2 separate regions of the Mus musculus genome follow, and region 2 is linked to region 1. The links are chromatin contacts, found by Hi-C or POLR2A ChIA-PET in ENCODE. All regions are on one chromosome and are shown on one strand. The core of a region is the stretch at or near the end of the contact, and the rest is flanking DNA. Distances in the headings are between cores, read along the strand shown.

Region 1 (5,772 bases), core at 1,613-4,112:
TTTTTGTTTTAAGACTGGATCTTGTTCTGTAACCCTGACTGGCCTCAAACCCACAGCAACGCTGCTGCCTCAACCTGACAGCTGATTACAGGTATGTGCCATATTTGGCTAAAATGTATCTTTCCCAACATATGTTTATTATATAACAGAGGGCATGAGACAGGCATGCTAGCATAGCCTTTTGATCCCTGCACTCAGGAAGCAGAAGCAGATCTCTAAGTTCAAGGCCAGCTGGGTCTACACAGTCCATTCCAGGACGTTCAGGACCATACAGAAAGACCCCATCTCAAAGCACTAAAGGGCATGGCATGCCACATACACTCTGAAGTCCAACATGCAAAAGCATACCATTGTCCTAATTTAAGAGGTTACTCAACAGGACACCCTTCATGACATCTAGTGGAAGGCAGCACTGGATTCTAGTCACCTTTATGACCAAGCTCTTCCTGTTAACTTTTCTTACCAATGTCTAAAGGAAATTCTACCTCCAACCTTAGCACACACAATTCACCAAGTTTTCACCAAAACCATGGGTTTAAAGGGTAAGTACTGAACTACTAATTTTTTTGTTCACTGTCCCTGTCACACTGGAACTATTCTCTTCAAAACATGCAAATAAATGCCTGGTTTTATGGCAGTATCTCTGCACAACAGAAACCAAATCTTTAATCTACATACAAGACTCCACAGAATACTCATAACTTTTTTTTCCTGATAAATCCACTCAGATTGTTAGTATTGTTTAAAATAAAACTAGTTTGAGCTCCCAATTTACTAGATGTATTTTCAAAATACCAAATCAGCAATAAACTGACAAGTTTCTATCCAACTTGGGGCAGGCATGACTCTGTGTCAAGCAGACTTCCTAGAGAGGGAAGGAGTGTCCTTGGCATTGTCCTGGCCTGCACTAACTGATCCTTCTCTGCAAGGGCTGCTCTTCCCTAGCCTTCCCATGTGAACGCTTCCACTTAGACACGGTAGGAGAAAACACACGGAGCCCATACAGTCCCCTTAAGCTACTAAGCCACAATGGGGACTAAAAACCCAAATACCCTGCACATCTGGTGAGTCAAGCAGGCTGGCCTATGACTTCAAACTAGCTAGCAGCAAAACAGCCCAGTTCCAATCTGAGCAGCAGCTCCTATGGAGACCAAGATGCTCTAGACAACATATTGCTCCAGCAGGTCCTGAGGGAACAGGGATATGTGCTCTTAGCACAAGTCTTTAGAACCAGAGTAAGAGCTTACCACCAGGTTGTTTCTGTGAAACTGTTACAAAGTGCTGACAAACTATTCCTTAAGACTCAGAGAGATGGTATGTGGTACACCCTTATAATCTAATCCCAGCATCCCAAAGGAAATAGAATTGTGACAAGTTCCAAAGCAGCCAAGAGTTGCATAGCTTTTGACATTCTGTCTCAAAGACGTCCTTCCATCAAACCACCTTCACAAAGAACTCCACAATCTCAACTTGAAAGAACGAAGAACCTAAAAACCTTAACCATGACTCTCTCTACACAACAAATCACATTCATGTTGGTCTCTTTCTAAAGGAAATAGAGCATTCCAGTGTGAAGGACAGCACTGCTGTTTTACTGATAATGCCCTAGAACTCGCAGGTCACGGTCAGGACTCGTTTGTGGACGCAGACGTTTAAGCACTCTACAAGCCATTCATCTAGCTGATCAAAGGCTAGGAAAGTTCAAGGCAGGTATCCACGGGATCTGTTACTCACACTGGGCAACACTACAGCTACACAGATGTTTACATCCTCGAAGAAATTAGTCATCAGTAGGTGTACATACAACTGGATTGCTAAGCACACTCACTCGAGGTTTCTAGGACGCACAGTCAGTGTACAGCATTGTGCTAGGAGTCTGACTTTCAAAACCAAACGGGTTTGGCATCAAGGTCCTTACAGACTTCTGTGCTGGCAAGCCAAGTGTTAGCTGCCAGCACTTATTTACAAACAAGCGTAAAATCTAAGCTATGTAAAGTAAACCACTAACTCAAGCACGCAAAAGGGATAAAACTGTACTACCTGAAGCACAACTTCTAGCAAAAGGGAAACATAAAAGGTCAACTTTAAACCCTTAAGAAGGTTCAATCAGGGCATTCCAATTCCCCCGCCATGTTACCTGTTTCAGAATCTCCCTTTAACACACCCCACAGGATGGCAACTCTTGACTCTACTCCACTAGATCCTCAAGAGACCAAAAGTCAACCAGAGTATCGTCCTGTCCAAATGCACACAGCGCAAAGCACCACAAAGCTTAACGCGCAGGGAAGTATCCCACTCAATCCTAACGGAAACAGCTTAGCCTACAAGTCGCCTATGCAACGCAGCAAGCACCTCGACCTCGCAACACAGGACATGCAACGATAGCTACTTCTGTATGACTTTCAGCCAGCACCGATCAACAACAGCCCAACTCCGTATCTTCGGACGAATAGCTAACCCGGAGCAGTCCAAGGACAAAGGCAGAGAGAGCCAAGAGATGTCAAGCATCTCTTGACAGGAGAACGGGCATGCGTCTCCCTCTGCACCCCTGAAAAGACCGTCTGCAGCGGCAGGACTGGTCCTACCTAAACACTCTGTAAACAAGGGGGCCGGGCCGCCAGCCTCCGGGCCCGGCCGCTGAGAAGTTTCCTCGCCTCAGCTGCACATGGCTTGCAGAACTTTGGCTGGGGCCGCGAGCCCAGGCTGGGTGGAAGCCGCAGCGCCGAGCTGCAGGCGGCGGCAGCAGCGGCGGCGGCGGCGGCGACGGCGGCAGAGCAGCAGGAGGCGGAGGCGGGCGGGCAGGGGGGAGGGGAGCGGCTGGGGGGGCGGAGGGGCTCTTGCCGCCACTGCTCTCTCGCCGCCTCTCCCCCCCGGCGGGAGCCGCTCTCAGCCGCTTTGCACTAGTCGCTCCGCTCTCTCGGTCATGTGACCTTAACGTAACCGGACAGGAAAAGCCCCGCCGCCGCCGCCCGCCGCCGCGCCGGAGACACCGACCGCGGCGGCAGCAGCAAGCAGCAGCAGCAGCAGCAACGCGGGGCAGAGGCGGCGGCGGGGACAGTTAGGCCAGGCCGCCCGGCTCTGCCTCCCCTCTCACGCCCCGCCGCGGCCGCCCGCACCGGCGACAGGTAAGCGCGCACCGCCACCGCGTCCCGGGGCCCACGTGCCGCCCCCGGCCCGGGCTCCGGGAAGCAGCAGGGAGGGGCGGGAGCCGCCGGAGCTCGCAAACGGTTCCGGCAGCGGCCGTGGCAACAAAGGCGACGAATGACTCCCGGTCCCGGGGCTCCCGGCGAAGGCAGGCGGCGGGCCCTAGCGCGCGGGGCGCCGGGGCGGGGGCGGCCCCGGCGGGGCGGGGGCGGCGACGGCGCCAGGCGCCGGGGCCCTAGCCGCCTGACAAAACCATCCAGGCAGCCGGGCGGCGGCGAGTCGCGGCCGCTCCATCCGGGGCTTCGCAGGAGGGGGAGGGGACGGAAGCCGAGAGGGCGGGCGCAAGGGGAGGGGGCGCTCCGCGTTCCGGTCCTAGTCGCCGGTGTCTGCTGCCCGCCGCGGCCAAGGGCGTCCGGAGCGGGCGGCTGCCGGTGAGCGGTCCCGCGCCGGAGCCCCGCCAGGTGGGCCCATCAGGTGCGTACTCGGCCGTCGCCTCCCGCCGGGGTTGTTGTCTTCGCCGCCTCGGCGGCCAGGCCGCGAGCTGCGGAAGTGGGTTTGGGGGAGGGGAGGCAGCAGGGAGGGGGAGGGGAGGGATCCGGTCGGACCGGAGCAGGCCCGGCCTCTCTGGCGCGTCTCCCAGCTGCAGCGGCTCCTACAGCTGCTGTCGCTACTGCTACGGCTCCGCCTCCCGCTCGCGGGCGGGGGCGCGCACGCGCGCTTCCGGCCTCGGGTCTCGCGCTGTCTGAGGCTCTCGCGCGCGCTGCTCCCCTCCCCTCCCCCCTCCCGCCCCTCCACCACGCCCCTGGCGCCGGGGCCGTGGCGCCGGCCGGGGCGGTGCGCGCGCGAGGCGTAGGCGTCGGCATTGTGTTGGGCGCCGCGGGACTCGGGGCGCGGGCGCGCGGGCGCGGGCGCGGGCGCGAGCGTGCGGGGCCTAAGGGAGGGGCGAGCGAGCGAGCGAGCGGCGCGACCAGAGTGCGTTGCTCCCCCTCCCCTGGGCCCCTGGGGCGGACCCGGACGCCGCTCCGCCCGCTCCGCCCCCTCCCTTGCGGGGCGGGGCCAAGGCCTCCTGGGCGGGTCTTCGCTGCCTAGGGCTGCAGCCGGAGCGGTCGCGCCCTCCTCTGCCTGTTGGGCCAGGCTGGGAGAGTCTGTGCCGGGGAGTTAGGGGTTTGGGTTGCTGCAGGCGTTAAGCACAAGCTCCCAGACCGTTCGTTCACAGATCAGAGTGCATGCACAATTGAAAGCTGTGTAGGGTGCAAGCTTTCTGTTGCTTTTAGCTGGTAGTGGGTTATAAAGACTCCTGCAAATTAGATCCCGCAGCCGAGCAGTAAGAGGAAAAAATCTTGTGCCTGACAGGCTATTTGCTGCGAGAACTTCCCACCCAACTTCTCGAACAACTTAATCACACCTCGGGGAGTCTCTCTCCCAGTCAGTATTGTTCTTTCCCACCATCATCATACAATACCTTTGGCCCACTTAGCGCGAGCGCCTAGATTTTATTCATCTTCAGGGTGTATTGTTTTAATAAAATATGGCATAAAGAGAATTGATTTGCCGGGCGTGATGGCGCACGCCTTTGATTCCAGCACTTGGGAGGCAGGGGCAGGCGTATTTCTGAGTTCGAAGCCAGCCTGGTCTACAAAGTGAGTTCCAGGACAGCCAGGGCTACACAGAGAAACCCTGTCTCAAAAAGAGAGAGAGAGAGAGAGAGAGAGAGAGAGAGAGAGAGAGAGAGAGAGAGAGAGAGAGAGAGAGAGAGAGAATGGATTTGAGGCTATCGGAAGGGATGAACTCAATGTGTCTAAATGGTCTGTGTGTCCTTCGTGGTTGACACTGTCGGTATAGACCCTGACCACCAGACCAAGGCATTTGTACAACTAACATTTTATTCTGAGAGTCATGAAATTAGAATACATTTTGCAAGTGTGTTAGTCTTAGAGGCAGGCAGATCTCTGAGTTCGAAGCCAGCTTTGTCTACAGAATGAGTTTCAGGACTACAAACCCTGTTCAAAGAAGAAAAAAACCCTAGGACATTTTAATTCTCATTATTATGGTTTCTTACAAACAGAAAAAAAAATCAAATTTGGGGGTGGGGACATTCATAGTAACAGCTTTAGTTTGGTCAGGATATTTGAGACCTTGATAATTTTTAAGAATGTAAATTTTTTAAAGATTTATTTAATATCACACATAAGTACACTGTAGCTGTCTTCGAACACACCAGAAGAGGGCACCAGATCTCATTACGGGTAGTTGTGAGCCACCATGTGGTTGTGGGATTTGAACTCAGGACCTTCAGAAGACCATTCAGTGTTCTTAACCACTGAGCCATCTCTCCAGCCTGTAAATTCTTTTAAGCATGACATTGTTTCTCATTTAGTAAACTTGGGATTCCATGTTTTTTGTTTTTTCCTAGCTAAGGAACTGGCCAATTGTTGAAAACATCGTATTTTTTTTAAAAAAACAGGTGGAAAGTGTGACAGAAAGACGCACTAGTAGGCATTAGAGACCTTTGTCCCCTGGTTCCTGCCTCCTTGCTCACTTGTAAGAATGTGTCTATAAATGGGGGCAAAACTCCCACCGAAGTACTCCAACATGTCTTAATCATAGAACAACGGCTGGTAGAGGTTT
Region 2 (5,785 bases), core at 607-3,106, 44 kb before region 1:
GGAGGAAGGGAGGAAGGGAGGAAGGGGGAAGGGAGGAGAGAGGGAGGGAGGAAGAGAGGGAGGGAGGGAGGGAGGGAGGGAGGGAGGGCTGGATGAAGGATGGGAGGGAAGAAGGCAGAAGACCCGAGACAATGTGGAACTCTACTGTCATGACCACTGCACAAACTGTAGTACTGGGTTCTGCCCCAGAACTTGACTGAATCATTTTCTTTTCCATCTACTCAATTTCTTTTTCTAAATCAGAAACGACTTCAGCAATGTGGTTAAGTTCAAAAAAGGACAGGTCTTGCAATTCAACAGGCTCTGGTCCTAGGTCACTGGCTTAGAAAGATGAAATGAAAATCTCAAAGTGGTTTTGATTTGCATTTCCCTGGGTAGGGTATGTGCAGGTGACTGCTGGGGCCAGAGGCTCTGGATCCCCTAGAGCTAGAGTTACAGGGCAGGGTAGGCCACACCTAAGCACCTAGGAACTATTCCAGGGGCTGGAGACAGGCCTCAGCAGGGAAGGGCACCTGCTACCAAGTACAACCTCCTGAGTTCGATCCCTGGAACCCACATGGTAGAAGGACAAAGGGGACTCCCTACACAAGTCGTCCTCTGACGTCCATTCCTGGGTAATGTCACAGGTGAGTGCCACACTCCCCCAACACATAAAAACTAATTAAATCATTTGAAAATAAAGTATTTGAAATATGAATTTGGAGCCTAGTGGTGTCTCCCTCTATAATGACACAGAGTATAATGGCAGGAGTATTGGGAGTCCCAGGTCATCCTTCACTACATAATTCAATAGCTCCGTGTCAAAAGAAAACCAACCATCCAGCCAGACAAGAAGATTGGCTACTTAGCCAATGCTTATTTCTGCTCTTACTTATAACTTTGCTCTCAGCGTTGTAGCATATTGTAATTCCCCCTTTGTCCACAGGTTTGCCTTCCCAGGGGCACTCAACCAGTTTAAAAACATTGCAAGTGGAAAATTCCAGCAGTCAACGATCTGTAAGTTTTAAATAATTTTAATTAAATTTAAAGTAAACTAACGTCCCACTAATTGTTCCATTTTGCTATTAGCTGTTTTGGTGAATCGATTGTGCCTAACAAATTTCATGAGAAGTGTGTATAGGGGGGAAAACTCTAAAGATGAAAATTGCAAGAACTACTTCTAATGATGTTTATTTTGGGGGCCAGTGAGATGGCTCAGTGGGTAAAGGCACATGATAAATCTGCTGCCCGCGACCGAGTTCTCGTTGAACTCCTGAGAGGTGAAGGAACAAAATCGGCTCCAGAGCTGTCCTCTGACCTCTAACGCGAATAATGGCATGTGCGCGCACACGCAAAATTAGGACGTTTTTAAATATAGAGTTATTAGTTTGACCCATACCATTAATACACACCGCAGTAGGTATGAGTCCTAATTGTTGGCCCCCGCAGCGCCTTTCCTTCTCACTTGTTAGAGACAAGCTTTTTCCTAATGTATCCCACAGTGAGCTCGAACTCACTACGAGCTCAAGCTGGCTTTAACTCGCAGCAATACTCCTGCCCCAGCGTCTCAATTCGGGACAGAAAGGAAGAAGGTACACAGCGGAACTAGCTAGGTCCTGACGCCGGCCAGCACAGCGAGCCGGCTCTCTCCCACCGAGGTGGGACTCGAACTCTCAGCTTGAGGATCCGGCGCTCCCGACCGCCCACAGCTTCCTCACCCAACATGGGTTTTTTCTCCCAAGAGCGCAAGAAAAAAAAAGCGAGACGCACCCCTCGTCCTTAGCGGAAAGAAACGCCGGGGACTCGGCCATCACACCGGCACCACAAGCCACTCAACTGGCGTCGCCCGGGGTTCAACGGCCGCGGTTCCAGAAAGGAAGCGTTGGAGCTTTTTTTTTTTTTTTTTTTTTTTTTAAGCGCTTTTGAACTCAGAAACTTTATTTGGTGGTCTGGCCAGGGTCAGAACATGGGGCGCAAGGGCCTTCCGGCTACGCGAGCGGAAGCCCTGGAGGACCGGAGGCGGTAGCCCGCCGAGCGGAAGGGGGGGGGGGGGGCGCGGAGCGGTCACGTGTTCGGACGGTCACGTGTCCCAGCTTGCCGGCCTGGGGCTTGCAGTGCGCCTGCGCCGCAGCGGGGCGGGGCGGGGTGTGTTTCCGCAGAGGTTCCTGCGGCGGGAGCGTGCGCGTGGGCGTCGCGGTCGTCCTCTCCGCGCACAGGTCAGTGCTTCGCGCTTCCCCAGCCGGAGAAGCTGGTGAGGAGGTGTGGGCTTCGGCCAGGGCCTGGGAATTTAGCCGGGAATCCGAAGCACCTCAAGCCAAACACTCCCGACCCCGCCGAGTTGGAAGCAGGGCATAGTAGTAGCTGCCAAGGTGCATGAAATCACCTTGAACTTAGGAACTGGAAGAAGTGCTCCCAAAGGTCAGCCCCACTTACCCGCTGAATCTAACCTGGATGCAGCCGCTTTTTTCATTGATGGTATTCTGCATCTCATGTACAATATATTTTGGTTATGTCCACCACCACCCCCAGCCCTGCCGTCAAACGCCTAGGCCTACCCATGTCCCACTCCCAACTTAAAACACTAAGTGCAATTAGTGCTATCCTTAGGCACATGGACATATTATGCTTAAGGATAATGCTCAAAAACTGCAGCTCCCTTGTGTTTCATTTTAAAAATTTACTTGACGCCTCTGTGCCCAAGGACACTACTGTCACTGAGCATAGGGGGACAAACACAGAAACCTGCTTTTGAAGAGAGGCAAAAATCTCCTTTATTGCTTTCTGATATCACTGTCGCTAACTAATATATATTATCCCTTATTTGCTCATTTCCAGAGCTAGCATACTGCACACGGTAAGGAGTAGTCATTGCATGAATTAAAAAGCTAAAAATACAAGGTATGTAAGTGGTGCTAAATATGAGGACAAAGTAAAAAATAGCAAGAGAATGGATGAGTGTTGGTTATAAGTATTAATCCTGTCACTCCAGAGGCAGAGGCCAGCCTGGTGTACAAAGCAAGTTCCAGGCCAGTCAAAGAGAGAAATTATAGGTTATCCAGAGAAATCCAGTCTTGAAAATCCAAAGTGGATGTGATGGATGTGTGTTGGTTATATGTATTATACCAAGTCACTGAGGGAGTCAAGTCCTTAGGAGGAGAGCTTGTGGACAGGTGAGTGGAAAGGCCCAGAGGGCCTGGAACAAAGGCATTCTATAGGGAATGCTGCAGTGTTGCAGAAGGCTCAGAAGGGCGTTTTAGGGGCATTGGCTTTTATTGTAAATGTAAAGCCATCATCAAATTTGACTCTGGGAAAGGATAGGATTCTAGTTAAGGTCTCAGAATTTTTGCTGTAGTCCATTGTGAATGACCTGTAGGAGGCTGTAAACAGTGGCAGGGAGCCAGTGTGCCAGTTGCCTTTCATGTGACAAGCTGCCTGAGGAGAAGCAGCTGAAGGGAGGAAGGGTTTGCTGCTCATCTAGAGTCCTGCATGGCAGATTAGGCATGGAGGCGGGAGCAGGCAGGGGCCATGCATTGCTCCACTAGAAAGTCCAGTGGTGAAAGCCGGCAACCCATCCCCATGGTATAGTCCTATCCATATTTCAGGGGGTCTTCCCTCCTGTTAACCTATCCCAGAAAGTCTGTCACAGACATAGCGGTGAGTCTCCATGGTGGTTCTGAGGCTAGTCAGATAAAGGTGAACCATCATAAACAGGTAAATGGCTATTATAATCATCATGGGAAAAACCAGAAACTCGGGACAGGTGGCAAAAGTGTTTGCGGTGGGTACTGGTCAGAAAAGGCCAGTGGATTTACTGACAGACGAGTAATAGGGACTGAAGAGAAAAGCAGAAGCAACTTCCGGGTTTAGGGCTTAGGCAAATGTGAGCATGTGACTGGCACTTGAATAGGGAAGGCTGTGGTTTGTGGAAGCCTTCAGATGCCCAGTTTTGAGCTTGTTACATTGTTGGTGCTCAGAGGGATTTAGAGATAAATATGTGCTACTCATCCTGATGACGTATGAAACACGGGGTCGGGTAAAGTCACCGGGAGACTGATTGGGAAGAGAAGTGGCCCAGAGTCTGAGTCCTGATGTATCACATTCTTGAATAGATGAGGAACCAGCAAAAAAAGACCGAAGGAAAATGGCCAATGTGGTATTCTAGAAGCCAAATAAAAAGCTGCTTCAGGGAGTGGGCAGTGAGTTGATGGGCATCCAGTGCCCTCTTCTGACCTCGGTAGCACCAGGCATTCTTGTAACGCACAGATACATACAGACAAACACATATGCCGGTTAAATAATAACAGTTTTAAAGAGGGTGGATTGATCGCCGGGTACAGGAGCAGTGAGTGCAGGCTGATGGTGGCGGAGGAGTCATTTTGTAGAACTTTCTGTTTTGTTAGTGGAGGAGGAATTGAGGTCATTATTGAGAGTGAGAAACTAGGAGGCGGCCTGAAAGTGTGAGGGGTTGGGCAGTAGACTTTGCTGAAGATATGGTCCTGAGCAGTGTAGACGACCCAGTGTGGCCCTGGCTGGAGAGGGAGCTAGGAGGAGGTTAGTTGGCTGTCTCCAGTGAGCTGCAAGAGTGTAGGCACAAATTAAATCAGGTGAACCCTGTTCAGTTACGACTGAGGTTATGCCCCGTGGAGTACGGAAGGATGCAGGGGTTCACAGTGAGTGGGAGGGTTATAGTAGACGCGGAACATTAGCTGGGTGTGAAGGACGTGGACACTGGGGAGGAAAGACTGGAAATTGTAGGTCCTGCTGAGGGGGACAACTGTTGTTGACTTTGGGTAGTAGAAGGAATGGACGGGGAAGATAGGCAGAGTCTGGAGAGTAATGGCTAAAATCAGGAATGTGGGAGGAGACCGGGAGATTGTAGCTTTGTAGATGCTGCACTGACAGAAAAAACTGGGTAAATTTTACATTAATATCCTTTAGGCACTTCTGACAGGGCTTTACGGGTGACTAAGAGAGAATGGTAAGAACATAGTCCTAGCAACAGGGAAAGCCAGGGTTGCTTTCTTGCTTTGTTTTTGTTTGGGGTCGGGGAAGGTGGAGTTCAGACATACCACAGCATATGGAGGTCGGTCAGAGGGCGACCACAGGAACCAATTCTCTCTTACCATGTGGGTTTGGAGCACTGAACTTAGGCCATCAAGTGTAGCAGCAGGCACGCTTACCCACTGAGCCTAACCGTGAGCAACTAGCCTCTAGTCTTCTCCTCTGGACTATTGTGAGGTCAAACAGCATTTAGAATGTAGAAGGTACTAGAACATCACATCTGAGTCTTTCTCCGCTTTTTCTTCACAGCATTAGCAGAGACACGTTTCTGAGACACCCGACTATGTGACACTCTGATTTCACAGCCCTGACTTCCCCACCTGTGGAACATGTAGGATCGTTTGGTGCGTCTTTTTGTATACTTTTTTACCCTTATCTCCTGCCGCTCACTTCTCCCTCTGCTGAAGTTGCAGCCCAGTTGTTAGATAAGTAATATGGTGTACCTGGCCTGTTTGCTTTGCTGATCCCTCTGCCCTTTCATGAGCCATTGCAAATGTTACCCCTGAAGGTGCCACGCTCCTCACCCCAGGTGCTCCCTTATCGAGACTGCTAGTATTTTGTGTGGTGTATTCTCTTCGGCTTTTCTGTGAATTATGAAGTCTGAGTAATGCTTGAGTCTTTGGCACCTAATTTTTAAAGAATTGTTATTACCGCTTACTGTAGGCTTGCTTTTAAAAGAGTGCTATTTTATATTGTAAGTAGAGGAGGGAAATTACATATAACAGCCCATTTCCTCAGGCTCTGT

What was found. Hi-C counts contacts between places; a loop is a spot of excess contacts on that map. ChIA-PET counts read pairs that join two places held with the same protein, here RNA polymerase II (POLR2A).
Region 2: a loop to region 1 is called in a map of heart, with 12 times the contacts of the local background. The contact joins the promoter of Armt1 here to the promoter of Zbtb2 in region 1. A Hi-C loop is called at or near these places in 10 of 37 maps with a recorded cell type or tissue (T-helper 2 cell, adrenal gland, gastrocnemius and 3 more). POLR2A ChIA-PET finds 5 or more read pairs at or near these places in 5 of 5 experiments (Patski and embryonic stem cell).

Annotation. Positions count from the first base shown.
Region 1 is chr10:4,385,198-4,390,969 of GRCm38, reverse strand. It overlaps Zbtb2 (zinc finger and BTB domain containing 2), which reads left to right and starts at 2,862. Exons shown (of 3, transcript NM_001033466.3): 1 at 2,862-3,125.
Region 2 is chr10:4,428,676-4,434,460 of GRCm38, reverse strand. Armt1 (acidic residue methyltransferase 1) reads right to left here and starts at 1,856. Exons shown (of 5, transcript NM_024261.2): 1 at 1,750-1,856. The coding sequence starts at 1,790. It overlaps Rmnd1 (required for meiotic nuclear division 1 homolog), which reads left to right and starts at 2,073. Exons shown (of 13, transcript NM_025343.6): 1 at 2,073-2,195; 2 at 5,290-5,384.